Linked DNA regions of Homo sapiens: region 2 is linked to region 1. A link is a contact called in ENCODE Hi-C or POLR2A ChIA-PET data. All regions are on one chromosome and are shown on one strand. The core of a region is the stretch at or near the end of the contact, and the rest is flanking DNA. Distances in the headings are between cores, read along the strand shown. Region 1 overlaps LOC124903162. Region 2 overlaps FOXO1 (forkhead box O1).

The links. A loop is a pair of places that touch in the nucleus more often than their neighbours do. ChIA-PET counts read pairs that join two places held with the same protein, here RNA polymerase II (POLR2A). Pooled maps may share reads with other maps.
Region 2: a pooled map shows a loop between it and region 1 (2.5-fold over the local background). The contact joins two enhancer-like sites. A Hi-C loop is called at or near these places in 2 of 50 pooled maps. POLR2A ChIA-PET finds 5 or more read pairs at or near these places in 2 of 52 experiments (CD4-positive, alpha-beta T cell and activated CD4-positive, alpha-beta T cell).

Annotation. Positions count from the first base shown.
Region 1 is chr13:40,100,908-40,105,862 of GRCh38, forward strand. All of the region lies in intron 3 of LOC124903162, which reads right to left. Among named protein-coding and RNA genes, the nearest start is that of LINC00332, 78 kb to the right of the region's middle. Within about 2 kb of position 2,109, at least 4 of the 41 ENCODE cell types and tissues checked have a DNase peak (open chromatin) inside an H3K27ac peak, as active enhancers do.
Region 2 is chr13:40,626,746-40,631,670 of GRCh38, forward strand. All of the region lies in intron 1 of FOXO1 (forkhead box O1), which reads right to left. Among named protein-coding and RNA genes, the nearest start is that of FOXO1, 37 kb to the right of the region's middle. RefSeq lists an enhancer at 3,339-3,438. Within about 2 kb of position 3,431, at least 3 of the 41 ENCODE cell types and tissues checked have a DNase peak (open chromatin) inside an H3K27ac peak, as active enhancers do.

The DNA of each region.
Region 1 (4,955 bases), core at 859-3,358:
TTAGTATTGATGGAATTTTACCATGTTGGCCAGGCTGGTCTTGAACTCCTGACCTCAAGTGATCCTCCTGCCTCAGCCTCCCAAAGTGCTAGGATTACTGGCGTGAGCCACCATGCCCAGCCTTAATTTATTATTGCTTTCAGCAACATTATATTTTATCCTATGCATAGTTTATTAGGCCACATCAAATTTTCTCCATATTTTAAGTACCTAGTGACAATATCCCAATTTATGACATTTGCCTGTGATTAGAACTGTTGGTTTTCCCTTTAATGGAAGTGTTTTTCACTCTTGACTGCTTGTAGTACAACATGGTCAGAACACATCCGCAGCCCTTTCTAAGGGACACTGTCCCACCCAGGGCCACTGCTGAAATGGCAGTTCTCGATGGACCCCTATTACATCTGTCCTCATCTGATTGGTCTGGAAGTAGACACCTGCCTCAGGGATGCCTGTCCAGGCTTACCGGGAGATCTACTGTAAAGAGCTGAGCACTACCAGGAATTCACTGGACCAATCATATTCTCACTCACAGGACTTTGAATTGGAAAATACACAGAGACTCAAGCTGCTATCAGGGGCTGAGGTTGAAAGAGTGCACGAGTAGCCTTGAGTTAGCTGAAGTGTAGAGTAAGCCAAAATTGTGAGAAAGTGGAAACTACCATTGAGCAGAAGATTAAGTGTAGAGAAGTTGTGTTAAGTCATGGTGGTGAGAGGAGAAGCTAAAGCACATACATCAAGAATAACCAGAGCCAGGGTTGGCCAAGCCACTTTAATGGCAGAGCATGGGATTCACCGCCCCCAAGTGCCAAGGTCCCTAGAGCCTCACTGCCTCCAGCTCTAGTCTCTGTGTGGACTAACCACACAGCAGTTTCTTATGAGAGAACTTCCTTCTTCATTACCCCTTGCTTCTTGCAATAAACCAGCCCTTATTATGTGACCTGGTTATCATGGGTCATGCTTCCTTGTAACTCAATGAGCCCACACCTGCTGCTCCCACCTGTGCCTGGGTGGTGGAGAAACTGACAGGCAGCACTGCCAAGGGGCCATGCCACTAACTTGTAGCTGTCATTCCACCATGGGGCTCAGCTCACTTGCCCCACAATGCTTGTTTCAACATGGACTGGCTGCTTAGTCAAAAACTCCCTCTCCCAGAACTGGCTCTCCAACAAGAATGGCTAAAGGATCCAAGGTAAAAAGAAACAAACAAAAATACGTAAAGGTCATATGCCTTGCACTCCTTTGTCTACCTGGAAAGAGACAATTGTTCTGGCTGTATCAGCTTATCGGCCTCCAGGAAACTTTTTGGTTATGCATGAAGTCCGCCCTCTGTTCTGTGAGTCCTGGTTTCTAAATGATTCACAGGTGTGTGGCAGGAGAGGCACTTTCCAACTCTGAGTAAAAATGATGCCAGAAAAAATCAGAGTGACACACTGTTTCTTCTCTTATGCCTCAGCCTCTAGTTGTCCTGCCAGACAGCAAGGTTTTGGGTACAATCAGCCATAAAATCAGAAGAGAGTGAATATTTATGAGCACTGCCCCACTTTGGGCAACTGTAGGGTCAAAGAGACCAATATTTCACCCTCAGAGGGATCAAGAAGAAAGAGTACCTGAACTCAGTTCGGATATGTACATAGTGCATAGCGGGGCTAGAAGCAGCCTGAATGTCACTGATCAACCTCACCTCTTTCACCTAGGACTGTCCCAAGTCATCGACAACAGAGGGGACTTATTCAACCCCCAAAACACATGCAGGTATTTAGATTCCCCACCTCTTGTATCTGGCTGATGGATAACACCCTCAAATACACCCAGCTAAGTTATAAAATCTTTCTAGAGCTAACGCCTTAGTGAATTTGTTTATTCACTGGGAGCAGGTCTCCTGGACCATTTGACCCCACAATTCCACTCCCTTGTGTTCACACTCCAGGGGAGGTTCCAGGAGAAAACTGTCTCATGTCCCCTCTCTTTTACTGGTACTGGTGATTACACAGCTGTTCAAGTTAAGATGGCTCCCTACCATGCATCCAGGGCCCACTCTGGCAGGGAGAGTGGCTTACCCGCTTAACCTGGCATGCCGAGGTCTCGGCTGTGCCCCTGAATCATTGCTGAGTGCGTCAAGGACTCCAGTCCCCAACCCTCTGCAGGCCTGACTCATGCAGCAGCTTCCCCAGAGTACGCCCACGGGCTCCAGGTACTGCTCACAAGCTGGTCTCCTCCTCCACGTAGACACACAAACAAAGCCAGTTACTAGGCTTGCTAAGCTCTGCTTAAAGTTACAGGGCCTTGCCTTTGGGGCCGCAGGCTGCCTCATGCACGCCTCTCTTGTTGTGGATGCTGGGCTCTTCCATGACAACATAGGAAACCCACCAAGGGTCCCTTTCACATTGATAATGATGTTATGAAATCTGCGGCCAATCTTGAAAAATGCAGTGCCTTATGGGAGGGGAAAAAGAGGCTGGGAGGGCAAGGGAACTTTATCAAGCAGCAACCCCAAGGCCAGACCTTGGACTCCTGGGCCCAGCCTCAGAGACTGTTTCAGGACATATGATAGAAACTCTCGCTACTGTCTTTTTAAAAAGAATCTCAGATGATTCTGATGATTCAGACAGGTTTGGGAACCATTCTCCTGGTACATACGTGTATACACACACACACACACACACACACACACGACTACATTGTATGTAGATAGGACTACATAGATATGACTGTGTTGTCATAGCAGAAATAAAAAACCAGAAAAGAATCGTGCATGTGTGGAGTCTTGTGTGGGAAGGCGGGAGATCTTCCATTAATGAATAAAATGATCTGGAGTAAATCCCTTCTCTGCCCCAGGCCTCATCTGGAAAGTAAGAATTTAGATTAAATTTTCTCCAAGATCTCTCCAGCTCCAATGAATGTGGATGCTGCACATTCTACAAATCGCTCACTGCCTTCAGACTTTAATTTTTTTTTTCAGGCAATCAGTCGTTATTTGAAAAGAGACATACAATTGGAGATAACCCAGAAGGATCTTTTTATTATCTTCACATAGGTGACTAATATTTAGAAGGATAGGTAACAAGAGCAGGTAGTGGGAGTATGAATTAAAGAGGATGAGCTGGCTGAGGTGTAATTGAAACCTTCCCCATCAAGTAAATATAATGAACCCATTGCAAACTGTAAACAGAGAAACTCCCTAGCTGGGCGTTGTGGGAGTTGTCATACGGAAAAGTGTTTATACTGGGAAAAGTAGCCAAGTTGCAAGATGGGATTAGGGGAATATCAGAGTTGGGGAGTAGAAACAAGATAGCAGCCACCAGCGCAGGGAGCCAAGTCTCTTCTCTTGCTAAATTCAGAGGGGCATTTGGGTGCTTCAGGCAGAGATCAAGCCAAGGAGGCAAACATTACTGCCTGGCTTATGGCTTTCAAAAAAGCAGGAATTGAGGAGCATGAGGCCACAGAGGAAGGAAGAGGTGGCATTTCAAGGAAGAGAATCTAAAAGAATTGTCCTGGCTTCCTTCAAGTGCTGGTCACGGCTATATGAGAAGATCAAGTGCTGGTCACGGCTATGTGTGAAGATTCAGCCCCGATGAATAATTATGTATTTATTCAATAGCTAATATTTCCAGTCTGGGAGCTTGAGGAAGACAGAAGTGGGTATATTTAGTAAGAATCCTAGGAAGGTAAGGAAGTAGAACATGAACCAAGTCTACTCGAGGTCTTGAAGGAGGTAACGTCTCAGTAGTTGTGGGTTGAGGCACGTGGATTTCATAAACAGAAGTGATAATTCGCAGTGATTACAAGCAGGCTACACAAATGATGTTTAATGGCTATTACATAGTATTTTCAGTAAATCAAATTTATTTATGTAAATTTGAGGTGCTAATTTCATGTGTGATCTTCCTAAGGGCACCAAGAAAAGGAAACAGTGCCACAGGACAATATTCAGCAAAAGAAACTATCGTGGGGATCTTTTTTTAATGGAACTTACTGCTATCAATGGTGAATCAAATCTTTTCAGGTTCCCTCCATTTTAAAAGGAAAACTAAAACATGGACAAAATGCCATCAGAGTCTACAAATCTCAGAGGAGACAGATGAACCCTCTCTAGCTCTGGAAAACTAATCTTCCCCACGTCTAATCAGAATGCTCCATCCCACCATATGTATTTTGTCATAGATATGCCACCTCCCTTTTGGACAACATCTATTTTTCCTTCATATCATAAGCATGGCCTTCTTTGTTAACCTTCTTTCATGGGTCTCATTCTGAAGACATTATCAATGGTCACTATTTTACATCTCTGAAACTGTCATACCTCTCTTCTGCATTTCATGACTCAGTTCTGTGGATCTCTTATACCCTACATAACCATCATCAGCTTCTTCACTCTCTTGCCATCTGACTTTTGGACTCACGGAAGCCATCAATGATCTCCTCCTTATCAAACTCAATGACATTGCTGGGTTCTCATCCTTAGAACTTCTTCCTTAGCGCTCTTCCTAGCCCTGGCTTAATGAATAACTTCTTCCATTTCTCCTCCACATCTGCTCCCTCATTCTGTCTCTATCAGTGAGTGCAAAGTCAAATGATAGCAGATGTCAGAGAGGTAACATACATGACCAAGGCAGGCCAGAAAGGAACTAGCGCTAAGGAAGTGCTCAACTGAAGAAGGCTGGCTGGCTGCTACCCACCTCTGAACGACGACTATGCTCAGGGGAAAGGAGGCCCAGTGCCATCAGGTGTGCAAAGTTTAAGAGAATCCAGAAATCTGAACTTTTAGGGAGGAAATATCCTCTTCAAACATTAGAAATTAGTTCAAAAAATGTTTTCTTACAAATACTTGCAAGCCAAATTAGGCACATCAGAGTGGAGACCAGCCCCCAAGCTGTGTTTTCCACATCTGCCCCACTCTGCCTCCTCTATTCCACCCCATCAATTACATAAGACCCTGAGGCCAAGAAGGTCCT
Region 2 (4,925 bases), core at 2,181-4,680, 530 kb after region 1:
TAAACTAGGTCCATCAGACACTGCCCCGATGATACCAGTCTCAATTCCTTAAAGCTAGAGAACAAACATTCCTCCATCTAAAGCTATGAACAAGTACCCAAGGGTGACTTTATTGGCAACTGCCCTACATGCACTGAATTTCAGTCTGGCCACTGGGTCCCAAACTCCTAAAATTTCACAACCTTTTTCTAAGTAGTTACCATCAGGGCTATCACAGTGTGCAGAAAGAAGAAATGTATGCATAACAATTCCTGGACATACAACAGCCCTTTCCCAGTTTTATCTTTAAACCTCCCTGCTCTTTATTTAATTTTCCAGAACACAAGCATTAGAACACTGCAATCACCTTTGCTTCTTTTCCAGGTCCATCCCTATCCAAGCAATTTTACCAACAATTCCCCCAACCACGGCTTCCACCAACCTAAGCCTGTGGGAATCAGAGCACAAAGTCCACTGCCTCCAACTTCCTCCCCACCACCTGTATCCACCTCACTCACAACTGTTCATTTTTCCCAAACCCAGATAGATCACATTCACACACCTGCTAAAACCTCAAAACCCTTGGACACTTTAAAAATAGTTGGTCTGGCTTCTTCCAAGGTGTCAATGGCATGAAAGACTGAGAAATGCTGAGGAAATGTTCAAAGCAAAGGTAACTCAAGAAAGGTAATGCTCAAATGCACTGTATAACCCTGTACTGGATTCTGTATGAGGAGAAAAATGTCCTTGCTACTAAGGAGATTATTAGGAGACTGACAAAACTGGAACATGAAATAAAAAATACTGTATTAACAATAACTTTCCTGGCCAAGCGTGGTGGCTCATGCCTGTAATCCCAGCACTTTGGGAAGCCAAGGTGGGCAGGTCATCTGAGGTCGGGAGTTCGAGACCAGCCTGGCCAGCATGGTGAAACCCCATCTCTACTAAAAACACCAAAATTAGCCAGGCATGGTGGCAGGCGTCTGTAATCCCAGCTACTCGGGAAGCTGAGACAGGAGAATCGCTTGAACCCGGGAGGCAGAGGTTGCAGTGAGCCAAGATCGCGCCATTGCACTCCAGCCTGGGCAACAGAGTGATACTCCGGCTAAAAAAAAAAAAAAACAAACAAACAACAGTAACTTTCCTGAATGTGAATGCTGTACTACAGATCCATAATAGACTATTCTTGTTCTCTGGAAATACACATTGAAGCATTAAGGAATACAGCAGCATCACTCATAAAAGCTACCCTTGACTGGGTTGGCAGGGGAACCGTGTGTGTGTGCACAAATCTATGTACCTACAAATACAGACATATACACATGTATACATATATACATACATAAAGGATGCAAGCAAATTATCAAAATGTCAAAAACTGGTGAATCTGGGTAACGGGTACATAAAAGTTTTTTTTTATTCTTCAAACTTACCACTTGAAAAAATTTCAAAATAAAAAATTTTTTTTAAAAAGCCCTTCTTGGGGGCAGGAGTAAACTTTTCAGGGTGATGAATAATGTTCGTTCTCGAGCGTGGTGATGTTTCACAAGCATACCCATGTCAAAACTTACCAAACTGTACATTCTAAATATGTGCAGATTATACATCAGCTATTCCTCAAAAGAGCTGTTTACACACACACACACACACACACACACACACACACCCCGTGAGGGTTTCAGTCTTCCCGGGCACTCTCGCAACTTGTCTGGACAAACCTTGTCACTGTACAACCCCCTCATCCCTTTCTGCACTTTTCACCCTTCCCCTCCCCAGTCCCAAAGAACTCACCATGCTACCTGAGTCCGTCCTCTTCAGCTTTTTTGTTCACGCTACTACCACTTCCTAGAAAATGTATAGTGGAATCGACTCATACGATCTAGACCCAAATCTCAGTTGCACCAAGCCACACTCTCAAAGCCAAGTTTCCTCATCTGTGAAATGGGGACATGGCCAACCTACTGACAGAAGCAGATGAGACCTGGTGGGAGGTAACAATGGTATAGAAGTACTTTGAAATAATACAAAACACTACTGGGAATCATTACCTTCACACATCCAAAGCCCTGCAGGCTCAACCTTCCTCTCCAGGTTGTCCCCCAGGCACCTGCTCTGAAACAGACTCACCTCTCACTCCCCTGAATCAAACAGTAACTGTACTACTACAGACAAACTGTGAGACCACCTATGGCCTACCATGTATATTTTTACAAGTGCATCTCGGGAATAAAATACACTTACCCAAACTCCCAAAGAGCAGGACCTGTGGGTGTCCCACCTTTATGTGCCAGCCCAAAGCCTTGTTCATTCATCCTAAGACCTCAATACTTGAATTCAACAAGGGATTGAACTAGGATTGGATCACAATGGTTGAAGAGGCCCAACCAACAAATGGCAATGAATAGTTAAAACAACATGACTTTTTTTTTTTTTTTCAGACAGAGTTTCACTCTTGTTGCCCAGGCTGGAGTGCAGTGGTGCAATCTCGGCCCACTGCAACCTCCGCCTCCCGGGTTCAAGCTATTCTCCTGCCTCAGCCTCCCGAGTAGCTGGGATTACAGGCATGCGCCACCACGCCCAGCTAATTTTGTATTTTTAGTAGAGATGGGGTTTCTCCATGTTGGTCAGGCTGGTCTCGAACTCCCAACCTCAGGTGATCTGCCCGCCTCGGCCTCCCAAGGTGCTGGGATTACAGGCGTGAGCCACTGCACCCAGCCAAACAACATGACTTTTGAACTGCCTAAGATTTCACAGCCTCTAGAGGTATATCAAGTGCAGACTGACTATCCCTTATCCAAAATGATTGGAACCAGAAGCATTTTGGACTTTGGATTTTTTCAGATTTTGGAACATTTGCATTAAACTTACCAGTTAAGCATCCCTAATCCAAAAATCCAAAACCCTCCACTGAGCATTTCCTTTGAGCATCATGTTGCCACTCAAGAAGTTTCAGATTTTGGAGCATTTAGGATTTTAGATTTTCAGATTAGGAATATTCAACCTGCATATGGACATAAGACCCATCCACCAATGGCCCTTGCTTCACATGCTCAGTGGGTTGTGGGCTTCGGCTAAAACCTGGGAGGAGATCACAGATTCAAAGTCTCCTTGTGGGGCACTGTGTTCTGTAAGAGGAAGCTACAGTTGAGAAGGTTCAAGGCAACTAAATATGTGCTAGTAAAGTGAGCATAAATCATTCTGAAACCAGAGGACCTACAACAAGTAGCCTGGTTTGGGCTTTTCTTGTGCTCAGCAGTCAAGTGATAAGAACCTTTAACTACATTACATCTAACATTTTTAATTTACAAAATAATGCCCACCACTTCAAAAAAATTGATAGTATTATATCTTCTACCTTTCTATGTCCAAAAAATAAGGGAAGGAGGTTTAAAATATAAGTAGCTAAACCAGGAACTCCAGTCCTGCCACAATGCTAGGCATATTTGTTCTAGGAATTCAAGTCCTGCTAATTTAAACAGCAAGGGGAACTGAAACTCTTGAGAATCTCTGATTATACAGAAAATCTCGGTGTCGTTTACACACAGGGCAAGCCAAGGGGATCCTTCTAAACAGTCTGGGGCTGTTTGCTTTTGTTCTTCTTTTTGTTCCCACTGAAAAGCAAAAATCATTTGTCAACATGGAAAAACCAGCCTGGTGCAGTAGCTCACGCCTGTAATCCTAGCATGCTGGGAGGCCAAGGTGGCAGATTACCTGAGGTCAGGAGTTGAAGACCAGCCTGGCCAACATGGTGAAACCCCGTGTCCACTAAAAATACAAAAATGTAGCCAGGTGCAGTGGCGCGCGCCTGTAATCCCAGCTACTCGGAAGGCTGAGGCAGGATAATTGCTTGAACCCAAGAGGTGGAGGTTGGGGTGGGCCGAGATCGCGCCACTGCACTCCAGACTGGGCGTGGGAGCAAAACTTCTCAAAAAAAAAAAAGGAAAAACCAGGAAAAGCTTGTCACTTAATGACTGGCCTGGCAAATAGGGAAAGAGCCTAAAACTATTTTTCCCTTCCCATACTGTGAAGACTACAAGCTTTGCCAACACCACTCCTCAACACCACTCTGTCATTTTTCTTTGTCTAAATCTTTTTAATTTCTTAAATGGGAAGGAAGTTGCCTTAAAGTATAATACCAAGATTCCCGCAGGGCACCACTCTGCAGGAATGTGGTTCAGAAACCAAGAATCAAGGGGCAATGCCTCCATACAGGTGAGGATTTTCCCACCCCAAAGAGGCTTACTAAAGTTAGGGGCAATTTTCCACCTAACATAAATTATGTTGTGGGGTGGATAAGTGAGAAAGAATAAAGCCGTTATGACCAATGAGGAAAAATGAAATGGATATAAAAACATTATTGCCAAGGTCTTTGTTCCAGAGTTCTCAATCATTCAGGGCCAAGAGAGGCTGGACTTAGAGTCCTGCAGGGTGGAGTGGCAGCATTGTGGAGGAGGGATCCCTGCGAAAAGTATTTATGCTGCAACTTTTCAGCATAACCAAAGCAGACCAACAACTAGAGCTTAAGTTTAGGGCCGCATTCCATAAACTATGACTGTGACCTCATGGCATATACCAAAATCAACTCAAAAGAATCAAAGACCTAAATGTAAGAACTAATACATTAAACTCTTAGAAGAAAACATAGGGATAAATCTTTCCGATCTTGGATTAGGCAATGGTTTCTTAGACATGACACCAAAAGCACAAGCTACAAAAGAAAAAAAAATAGATACTTTGGACTTCATCAAAATTAAGAACATTTTTGCTTCAAAGGACACCACCGTTTGTACATCCATATTCACAGCAGTACTATTCACAACACCCAAAAGGTGTCCATTGAGGGATGAATGGATAAACAAAATGTGATATATACATAGAATAGAGTAGGACACAAGTTACAACATGGATGGACCTTGAAGACATTGTGCTAAGTGAAATAAACCAGT